Linked DNA regions of Homo sapiens: region 2 is linked to region 1. The links are chromatin loops, found by intact Hi-C in ENCODE. Cell type or tissue: psoas muscle. All regions are shown on one strand.

Region 1 (5,000 bases):
TTCCATAGGAGATTAATGTGTGTTCAAGGTAAAAATAGATATTGTACCAAGTAAGCTTGGGAAATGGTGAGTTGAAGTTAAGCAGATTTCTTCATTATGGAACATCTCAGAGTTGAAACTTTAAGAGGTAGTCATGTGTGGATTTTCGAAACATATTTGTTTCAGGGAACCTTCCACCTTTGCTTTATCCAGCATCTGTTCCATGGAATTCTTTTTGGGGATTGCTGGGACAGAGTGTTTAATCAATAGCTTCCACACTTCTATTCAGTGATGCTTAGAATTAACTCAGGCTTCTGTCTTTAGGAGTTGGTAGCTGAGTCATGCATTCATTGCTGAGTTTTTGTGTTCATTGCTGAGCTTTTGCGTTCATTGCTTAACCAACATTATTTGAGCACTGCAATTGTCAGGCCCTAGGTTGGTGTGAGACCACAGAAAAGAGTAAGTTACCCATTTCCTGCCCTGTGGAGTTCACAGAAGGCAGTCAAAAGCAAATACGTAGCTGCAAACACAGATGGCAGACTCTGTGCTAGAGGTCCTCAGCCTGGTTGGAACATCTCCAGCACTGAGCACAGTGCCAGTGCCTGGGACACAGTGGGCAGTGGTATCAGCTCTGGTCGCCTTCAACTCTGAGTTGGGAGCCATAGGCAATCCTAAAATATTGGTTGACACAAGTAAACAGTTTGTTTTTTCCTCCTGTGGTAGGCTGTATAATGGCCCTCAAAGATGTCCTTGTCCTAATTTTTGTAACCTAGGAATATGATTCCTTACATGGCAAAAGGGACTTTTCAGATGTGATTAAATTAAGGATCTTGAAATGGGAGGATTATCTTGGATTATCCTCATGTCCCTGCTGTATCCTGATTGTCCTGATGTTCTCACAAGGGTCCTTAAAACAAGGACGCAGCAGGAGCCAGAGAGGAGAAGAGGCATGATGGTGAAACCAGAGATTGCAGGGATGTACTTGGAAGATAAAGGGAGAGGCCACAAGCTGAGGCACAAATGTGGCCACTAGAAATCAAAAGAGCCAAGGAAAAGGATTCTTCCCTCAGAGGAAACAGAAGGAACAAGCTCTGCCAACACCTAGGTTTAACCCCAAGAAACTGATTTTGCACTTCTGACCTCTAGAACTGGAAGAGATAAATATATGTTGTTTTAAGCCACTAAGTTTGTGGTCATTTGTTACAGCAGCAGTAGGAAATGAAGACACCCACCTAACACAATATCCAGAAGTAGGTGGCAGGAGGAATGTGCAGCTGCTTGAGCAAGTCGTCCAGGATCGAGCTCTTCCAGATTCCTGTGGCACCATCCTCCACACGTGGCATTCTTCCTCCTGATTATAAGGTGGGTGCGATATCTCCAGGCGTCACGTCCACATGGCATGCTGAAAGGAGAAAAGGGCTAAGGCTTTTTCCTTGGAAGCCTCTCCACCCCCTCTTTTTTTTTACATTCAAGGAAAGATGCCATTTCTAGAGATATCTGCTTAGATAGCCTCTACTTGCAAAGAAGTCTGTGAAGGTGATATTTTTTTGATGGTGCATGTTACTTTCCTGACCAAACTGGGATTCAGTTGGTAAGGAAGAAGGTGATAAAGGACATTGGGAAGGCAGATATCCTAGTATCTGTGACCATCCTAGTGTCCGAATGCTCAGTAAATATCTGTTAGAGGACTAAATGAATTATGGAAGGAGGGAAAACTGGAGTCAAGTTGTAGATCTGTTAGCCCATGTGAGGAAGTGGGGGACCCTGAGCTAAGGCAGGGATATAGGGGTGGGTAGATTGGAAGGGATGTGAGAGTTAATTCAGATCCACGGGGCTTGGTGACTGAGTGGAGAATCAGTGATGACACCCACCTTTCTAAGTCAGGTAGCTTACTAGATGGGGGTGCAGTTTACCAGGAAATGGAATACTGGGTGGTTTTGGATCTTCTGAGTTCAAGGTGTCTGTGGTCCAGTCCTCTTAACCTCCCTCCCTTGCCTGCTTCTCAAGGCTGTTTGCTCAGGACCAGCAATTTCCCAGGGGCGATCTGTCTGTGTGCAGCTGCAGCCACAGGGTGACACTTCTTTTGTTTTCTCTTTTTATCCCTTTCCTGTCTGGGCTGAATCCAGCCATGTTGTAAACATTTTTACGGTCAAAGCATCTTGGCAGCATCCTTCAAGCTCCAGCCTGGTGCCTCCGCTCCGTGACTCACTGGCAAAGATCTTGCTGCATAGGATCAGTTTGTTTTTTTCAGGGGGGTTGGAGTGGGGCGGAAGGAAGAGCCTCCGGTTACGGTGCTCTTAATGACTTAGTCACAGCCTGGAGTTCTCTGCTTCAGACTGCTATTTTCCATCTGTACAACTGGCCATTCAGGTACCTACTTCTAAAATTATGACCAAGGCTGTTGTATCTCTGTCGATGTTGGACCCTATAGCTCTCCATATGGGGTCAGCCTTTAGAGCTAACTGTCTCAATCCCTTTTGTTCTTGGACGAGTGGTTTGAGTCTTCCCTTGGATGGCACAGACTGTGAGAGCTCATGGATGTCCATGGTCTTCCTGGATACCTGGCTAGACTGCATTCCTCAGCCTCCCCTGCAGTTAGGACTGGCTGTGTGACTGGATATTGAGTGCTAGTGGAAAGAAGGGTTCCACTTCCGGGCCGGCCCATGAAAGGCCCCTGTGTGGTCCTCCAGGAGAGATCCAGAAGTCTCTGCGGCCCTAGGTGAATTGTGGAGTAACAGATGGGAAAAGCTTGGGCCTCTGAATCACTGTACAAAAGGCTACCTGCTGGACACCTGGGAGCTAGCCAGAGCAGAGGCATTCCTTCCACTCCTCCTGGAACTCTGTATTTTTGGAATTATCTCAGGGACTATGGTCAATGCCGCCCAGATTAGTGTTTGGTGATAGAACTTATCTTAGGCTCTTTACATTTTTATATAATTTTTATCTTTGCTTGTGTTGTTTCTACCTTTACATTGAACACCCTTTGAAAGCAGGGATTATGTCACATAATTTTATTTATTCAGAACAACAAACAGTGTTGAGTAGACAGCAGGCACTGACAAAACTTGTACTTTAAGAATTAGAGGGCCAGATGTGGTGGCTCACACCTGTAATCCCAGCACTTTGTGTGGGTGGAGCACCTGAGGTCAGGCGTTCGATACCAGCCTAGCCAACATGGTGAAACCTCATCTCTACTAAAAATACAAAAATTATCTGGGCATGGTGGTGGGCACCTGTAATCCCAGCTACTCTGGAGGCTAAGGTGGGAGAATTGCTTGAACCTAGAAGGCAGAGGTTGCAGTGAGCCGAGATTGAGTCATTGCACTCCAGCCTGGCCAATGAGAGAAAATCCATTTCAAAAAAATAAAAGAAAAAAAGAATTAGATATGTTTAAGAATTACAACACCATTTCTGCTCAGTCCTAACACCATTAGGGAATATGTAAGCAGCAATAAAAATATAAAATACAGTCCAGTATCCCTCCCAGAGCACACAACAGTTTCTCACTGATTGTTCAGAGCTTTTGTAGCTTTCAGCGTACATATATTAGATGCTAATATGATTATCGTATGTATTGAGCACTAACAATTTTCCCAACACTATGCTGAAAACTTTATTAAATTATCTCTTCACACACCGGGGCCTTTCAGGGGGTGGGGGGCAAGGGGAGGGAGAGCATCAGGACAAATACCTAAGGCATGCGGGGCTTAAACCTAGATGATGGGTTGATATGTGCAGCAAACCACCATGACACATGTTTACCTTTGTAACAAACCTGCATGTTCTCCACATGTATCTCAGAACATAAAGTAAAAAAATTTTTAAAAATCTCCTTTAATACTCATAACAACTGTAGGTACTATTATTTTTCCCACTTTGGCATGAGAAAATCACTTCTAAGAGAGGTTGAGTAATATACTTCAAGCCACTGAAGTATAATAAGCATAAGATCTGGCATTCAAACAGAGCCTGATTCCAAAGACCCAGCATTATATAACAATTTCCTGCCCCATTCTTTCCCACACTCAATCTCTTGAGTGGTCCAGAGCCCTGTGGGATTTGCCATGCCTGCTTTGTCAGAGTAGGCATCTAGCCCTACCTGTATTCAATGCCCGGGGACCCCACCCCGCCTACTCAGAGCTGTAACTGACTCTTTAGATTTCGTGTGTCTGTGTATGCCAAGACAGATGTGAAACCTTCAGTTGGGCAGATTAGCATCTCAGACTCAAATCAGGCCCCACATCTCGCCTCAGACACGTCCAACTCCCAGGCTGCTCCCGGTGCTAAGGTGGGACCGGCAGGGAGCCAGACAGGAGCACAATGTTCTCTGCCCATCAGACATTGTCTGACACCTGCGTGGGATTACGGGGTGAGCCTCCAGGCTCCAAGGGACACTCCCTCAGCATGGAATGACAATGAATTCAGCGAATTGTTGGAACTTCAAGTAAGGAAGAGAAATCTAACAGGCATTTCTGAGACCTATGATGATCTGTGCTCTGAAGGGGATGCCAGTGGAGAAGTTAGCGCAAAGTCCCCAAAGTTAAAAAACACACAGGCTTCGACAGCTGCAAGGCCCCAGCTCACCCCAGCGCCTCCTCCGGATCCTTTTGTTTAGGGCCAGCCCTCTTTCTTTTCATAGATTCTTGCAGGGGTTTTTCAAGATGATGATAAAAATAGTGCTGACAGGCAATATTTCTTGAGCCTTTACTAGTACTCTGCTAAACATTTGATGTAAACATGTCACATTTAATATAGCAAGCCTAGGAAGAAGAAGGTGCCATTTTTATCTTTCTTACAAATGAGGAAACTGAGAGGCAGGAAAGAATTGTCCGTGCTCATATAGCTTGGGGGTTGTGGGGCTGGAGTTCCAGCCCAAATTTCTCTAACTATCTACTAGCATTGGCTCAAGTGCCCAGTGAGCAGTTAATTATGGCAGCAGCTTGGCCTAAGAGAGGGAGCACAGGCTTCAAAGTTACCTAGATTGGGATTCAAACCCTAGCCCCACCACATCCCAGCTATGA
Region 2 (5,000 bases), 200 kb before region 1:
TAATCAATTTAGTTCCTCCTTTTAGCAGATTTTTTTTCTCATCTCATTTTAGGATTTCATTAGATTTTAAGACCATCAGAGAGACAATGCATTGTATCATGCAGAGAGAGATAGAAGAAATAATCAACTTTTCAGAGTAATAAAATAAATACCAAATTAATTAGGGAGGTGTGTCCATAGGAAGATGAGATAATTAGCCAGATTCAGATAGGATCTGAACACATTTCTCAAGTCTTGAATTTGGGCCTTGTTTATTGCACAACTTTGGTTTTGATACAGTTTTGGGCAGGCCTACTGGGTGAGCCTCTGTGTCATAATTCGGCATGCATTTTCTTTGAGCTAAGCTCCCTGGACCTACAGGCCACACAAAGCGTTGCCAAAAATCCCAAAACCAAAGCCACACAATTTTATGTCCTGTGATCACCTCGATGTCAAGGGGCCAAGTTCAACTTCCTCACTGTACCAGGTTATCTCTAGTGAGCAGTAGGTGGTGTGGTGTGAGCTGGAGGCAGGGTCCCTGGGGGGGAGTCTGGGATGGGAGTGGCAGGACTGGTGGGCAATGTGTGCCCCTCCCCCACAGTCTGCCCTGGTGCCCCTGGCCACTAGAGCATTAGCTTGGGTGATGGGGCATCCTCACCTAGCAAGCCAAGTGTTTTGACCAAAAATGGGTGTTTTAAGCACCCAAAGCTATTCATAGCCTCCTGCTGGAAAACTGCAAATCAGGGAGGCAAATTAGCAAACTGGCCTGCCAAGCCAGGAGGTGTGTTGACGTCACATGCACGGTGGCAGAAGTGCCATGTTGCAGCTAAGGCCCAAATACAGTTTTAGAGTGTAAGGGACCATGGCAAACATGTGGTTCAAACTTGTCATCTTCGAGGTGGGACCAGTAAGGCGCAGAAGTGTTAAGTGACTTTGTTGAGGTTGCACAGGTCTTGAATGACGGAGCTGGATCTTAGAAACCCGATTCTTGGTTTGGTATTTTTCCATCACTCATTTAATAAATCTTTACTAGAGAAAGACATGGGCCTCACTCTTAAAGAACTTATAATCTAGTAGCAAAGGTGAAATGTACTTGCAAACTAATTCTGTTCAGTTCGATGAAGATTTATTGCCATCTGCCATGTGCTACTCACCATGTTAAATGCTGAGACATAGAAATGAGTAAGACCCAGGGAGCTTCCAGCCTGGTGAAAGAGAAGGCAGAAGTAGTTACTAGGCATGAGTAACTCTTCCATAGAGGATTGTTTCAGGTGATTTTCAAGTTGGACAACAGTTCATTGAAGCTTAGCTCATGAAAGTGAGTTTGATCCTGGACAGAATCATATTTCTACTGCTACCATTATTTACTACCAGCTGATATTTTTGAGAGCTTGTGGTGCATCCCACTGTGCTAAGTGCTTTAGAGACATTTTCCCTCACTTAACTTTCACAGCAACCCTGTGAGGTGTAAAATAGTGAGACCCATTTTACAGATGGGGAAAATGACACATAGGGAGGTTAGGTAACTTGCCAAGGGTCAGACAGCTGGATGGTGTTTGTTTGTTTGGATGGAGTTTGTTTGGAAACCCAATGCTGCTAGAGGAATTGAGAACCTTCCTTAATGTTGCACAGCTGGTGACCTCTGGATTTGGGTGTGGTTCTTTGCTAATGGTGCCAGAAGAGCAGCCATGGGGTGATCGCCCACCCTTCCGGAAGGGTATCTAGAGGAGGGGCCAGGGTATACTGTGGGATTAGAAAGTGTTCTCCAGCTAATGGGAGGACAAGTGCTGTTGAAAATGACCCTTGATTTGGGTTTCAGAGGATTGGAATGTGGGGCATTCCAAGGCATTCATTCACTTGTGTTTGGGGGAAGGTGAATATTCCAGGTGGCTTGGAATGCAGGGTTTGTGCTGGGACACAATGGGAGGGCAGGATTGGTAAGGTAAGATGGGGGTAATAATAATAATTGATGCTAATGCAAATAATAGCAACTAATACTTCTTGAGTGCTTATAACATGCTAGGTGCATGTTAACTGATTTAATCCTTATAACAATTCTGCTATCATCCCATTTTCTAGATGAAGAACCTGACTCACAGAGAGGTTAACTAGCTTGCTCAAGGTCACAGGCAGCAGCAGAGCCAGGTTTGGACCCAGGCAATGTGAATGCAGAGACCTTGACCTTAACTCTTCCTCTAGAGGGGTCTGAGCTGGGTTCTGATCACAGTGGGGTGTTGAGCCCGTCAGTTTGGTGTGCTGGCTTGGAGCAGGGAGTTTTTGCAAGAGTTGAGGTTGGGAAGATAAGAATCAGAGCCAAGTTAGGGAGAAGAGATGTGCCTGCTTCTGGTGAGCCATCTGTTTGTTGGTCTGTTTGTTGGACCTCGAGGAGTTTGTTGTAATGAATCAGGTCAGGGAGCTCTTCACCTGGACACATACAGAGTCCTTTGTTTCCCAAGCAGCCTCAGACCCTGGAGTCCCTAGGGGGCTTTGAGGGGTAAGCTGGTTCACTTCCCTGCCTGCAGACAAAAATGCCCCCACACCATGCCAGTGTGTGTTGATCTTGCTTCCTCCTGGGAAGCAGCAGGAGATAAGGGTTTGAGTCAAGGTATCTTGTCTGTCGCTGTGTCCTGTGTGTCTTGAATCCATCCTGCAAAGATACTTATTGTCAATGCCTCACATGGTGCCAAGCACATAGTAGGTCCTCAACAGAGGCTTGTAGGATGGAACTGAAGTGAATACATTGAGCGAGAGAATATCTTGGGAGGTGTCGAAGTTGTACGTTATCTTTCCTGACCTCAAGGAACTTTAGATTTGTGGGGAAGGAAAGACAACGGTTGAAAATGAATGGCAGGTTACAGAGCAATGTCTGAAAAGACAGGCAGACCCTTTTCTGCACGAATTCCCCTTCTGTTACGTTTGCACATGCATTTGTTAGGGAGAGACGTATATCCAGGGTTTGTCAGGTTTCTGGCCGTGGCTTCTTGTCCTCAGTGGCTCCAGAGTCAGACAGCAGAAGTCTCATTTGTCTTTCCCACATGAAAGTCCTGGAGCATCTGTAAGTTATGATTTGTGAAGTATCTGCTTTAAAGCAGAATGCATTTATCATCGTGCTGGCCCAGACGACATTGTAGAGCACAGGAATGAGAGGATCCCAGGCCTCAGAGTAGGAGGGGCTGGGCCTGATGACCCACCGTGAATGGAGTCTGGCTGAATTGATAAAATTCCCTGGAAACAGCCCAGGAGCAGCCAGATGTTGGCTTTACAGCGAAACTCTTCGGTAAACTTTTAACTGCATGTGAAAACCAGGGCTGGGCATTTCCACTTCTAGGTTTACCCAGGAGAAATGCAAACATATGTCCACACAGAAACTTCTACACAAATGTCTATAGAGCATTATTATTAGTAAGAGCCCCAAAGTGGAAGGAACTGATGAATGGGTAAATAAAAGCTGGCACATCCATTTCATTTGTGGAATATTACTTATGATCTATTCCATAATTTTATTTATGGAATATTTTTGGACTGTTATTCAACAGTAAAAAGGAATGAGGTACTTAATACATGTGACAGCATGGATGAACCTTGAAAACATTATGTTCAGTGAAAGAAGCCAGACACAAAAGACCACAGATTGTATGATTCCATTTGTATGTAATGTCCACAAGAGACAAATCCATAGAGACAGCGTAGATGAGTGGGCCTGCGGGTGGGGTTGGGAGTAAATTGGGAGTAGCTGCTAATGGGTGTGGAGTTTTCTGGGGGGTGCTGAAAATGTTCTAAAATTGTGATGATGGTTGCACCCCTCCGAATATACTAAAAACCCCTGAATTGTGCACTTTAAATGGGTGAATTATATGATATGTGAATTACATCTCAATAAAGCTGGTAATAACTTAAAAAGGGGGGGGCTCAGGGTGGAGAGTGGGAAAGGGGTGGAAGCCTCTATCTCTCAGGCCTCTAAGATTCCAACCTCTGGTTCCACAGAAATCTCATGCTCATTTTGTGAAAGAAGCGAAGACAATCTCCTGCCAACCATGGTCAACATAGAGAGCCCCAGGGCCAGGCTGCCTGTGTCTGTATGCCAGCCCACCCCTTGAGAGCTGTGTGACCTTGGGCTAGTGACTAATTTTTAACCTCTGGGTTCTTTGCTAGGGCTCACAATAGTTCTTCTTTTATGGATTGTTGAGAGGAAGCACCGAGGTGACATAGCTAAGCCTTTTGCCTGGTGCCTGGCACACAGTAGGTACACAATAGATGCAGCCAGGGCGATTGCTACTCTACAAGGCACCTTTGTGCAAATTAAAAAAAGGCCTCCTCCAGGTGGATACATATGAAAAGGCTTCTGTCCTGGCCAGAAGCAGCCCCTCTCCTACTAGCGGCTCTGTGAGAACGACGCGGGCTGGGGCCCATTCACCTGCCCATCGGCTGGTGCCTTGTGCATGTATGATCTGCACATCCCTGCTTGGCAGCCCTGGTGGTAGCTTGCTTTCTTCTTCCTCTTAGCTACCACTTGTCAATACTCTGTGGCTGAAGCTTCCCCATAAGAAAGACCTAACATCCCCACATTGGGGCTCAACACACCTGCTCTTCTTTTCAATCTAGCAATAAACCAGATAGATGTATTTAATGTGTGCTTAACAATGTGTCCAGCACCATAGGGACTTTCAGAGGAGGATATTACAAGTCCTGCCATTGAGATACCTAGAATTTAGTTGGGGCTATTAGATTCAGACATCTGGAATAATCTGAGAACAATGCAATAATCTGAGTATAGAAATGAGGTGTCGAGGCTGGGCACGGTGGTTCACGCCTGCAGTCCCAGGACTTGGGGAGGCCGAAGTGGGTGGATCACCGGAGGTTGGGAGTTTGAGACCAGCCTGGCCAACATGGTGAAACCCCGTCTCTACTAAAAGTACAAAAATTAGCCAGGCGTGGTGGCGCATGCCTGTAATCCCAGCTACTCGGGAGGCTGAGGCAGGAGAATCGCTTGAACCTGTGAGGCGGAGGTTGCAGTGAGTCAG

Evidence for each region. A loop is a pair of places that touch in the nucleus more often than their neighbours do. Peaks named below come from ENCODE experiments on the same cell type or tissue, not always from the same donor. Only the 100,000 strongest peaks of a DNase experiment are listed, where the experiment ranks them.
Region 2: it touches region 1 in a loop (2.9-fold over the local background); 23 of 110 quality-filtered maps call a loop at or near these places.

The regions. Positions count from the first base shown.
Region 1 is chr12:105,931,630-105,936,629 of GRCh38, reverse strand. No RefSeq gene overlaps it. Among named protein-coding and RNA genes, the nearest start is that of NUAK1, 200 kb to the left of the region's middle. RefSeq lists an enhancer at 686-1,885. In psoas muscle, no CTCF peak of the experiment used is centred here; a DNase peak (open chromatin) is centred at 2,169; H3K27ac peaks cover 1,639 bases.
Region 2 is chr12:106,130,049-106,135,048 of GRCh38, reverse strand. All of the region lies in intron 1 of NUAK1 (NUAK family kinase 1), which reads left to right. Among named protein-coding and RNA genes, the nearest start is that of NUAK1, 6.4 kb to the left of the region's middle. RefSeq lists enhancers at 84-926, 927-1,770, 1,771-2,613, 3,635-4,384, 4,385-5,000 and a silencer at 3,124-3,418. In psoas muscle, no CTCF peak of the experiment used is centred here; no DNase peak of the experiment used is centred here; H3K4me3 peaks cover 246 bases.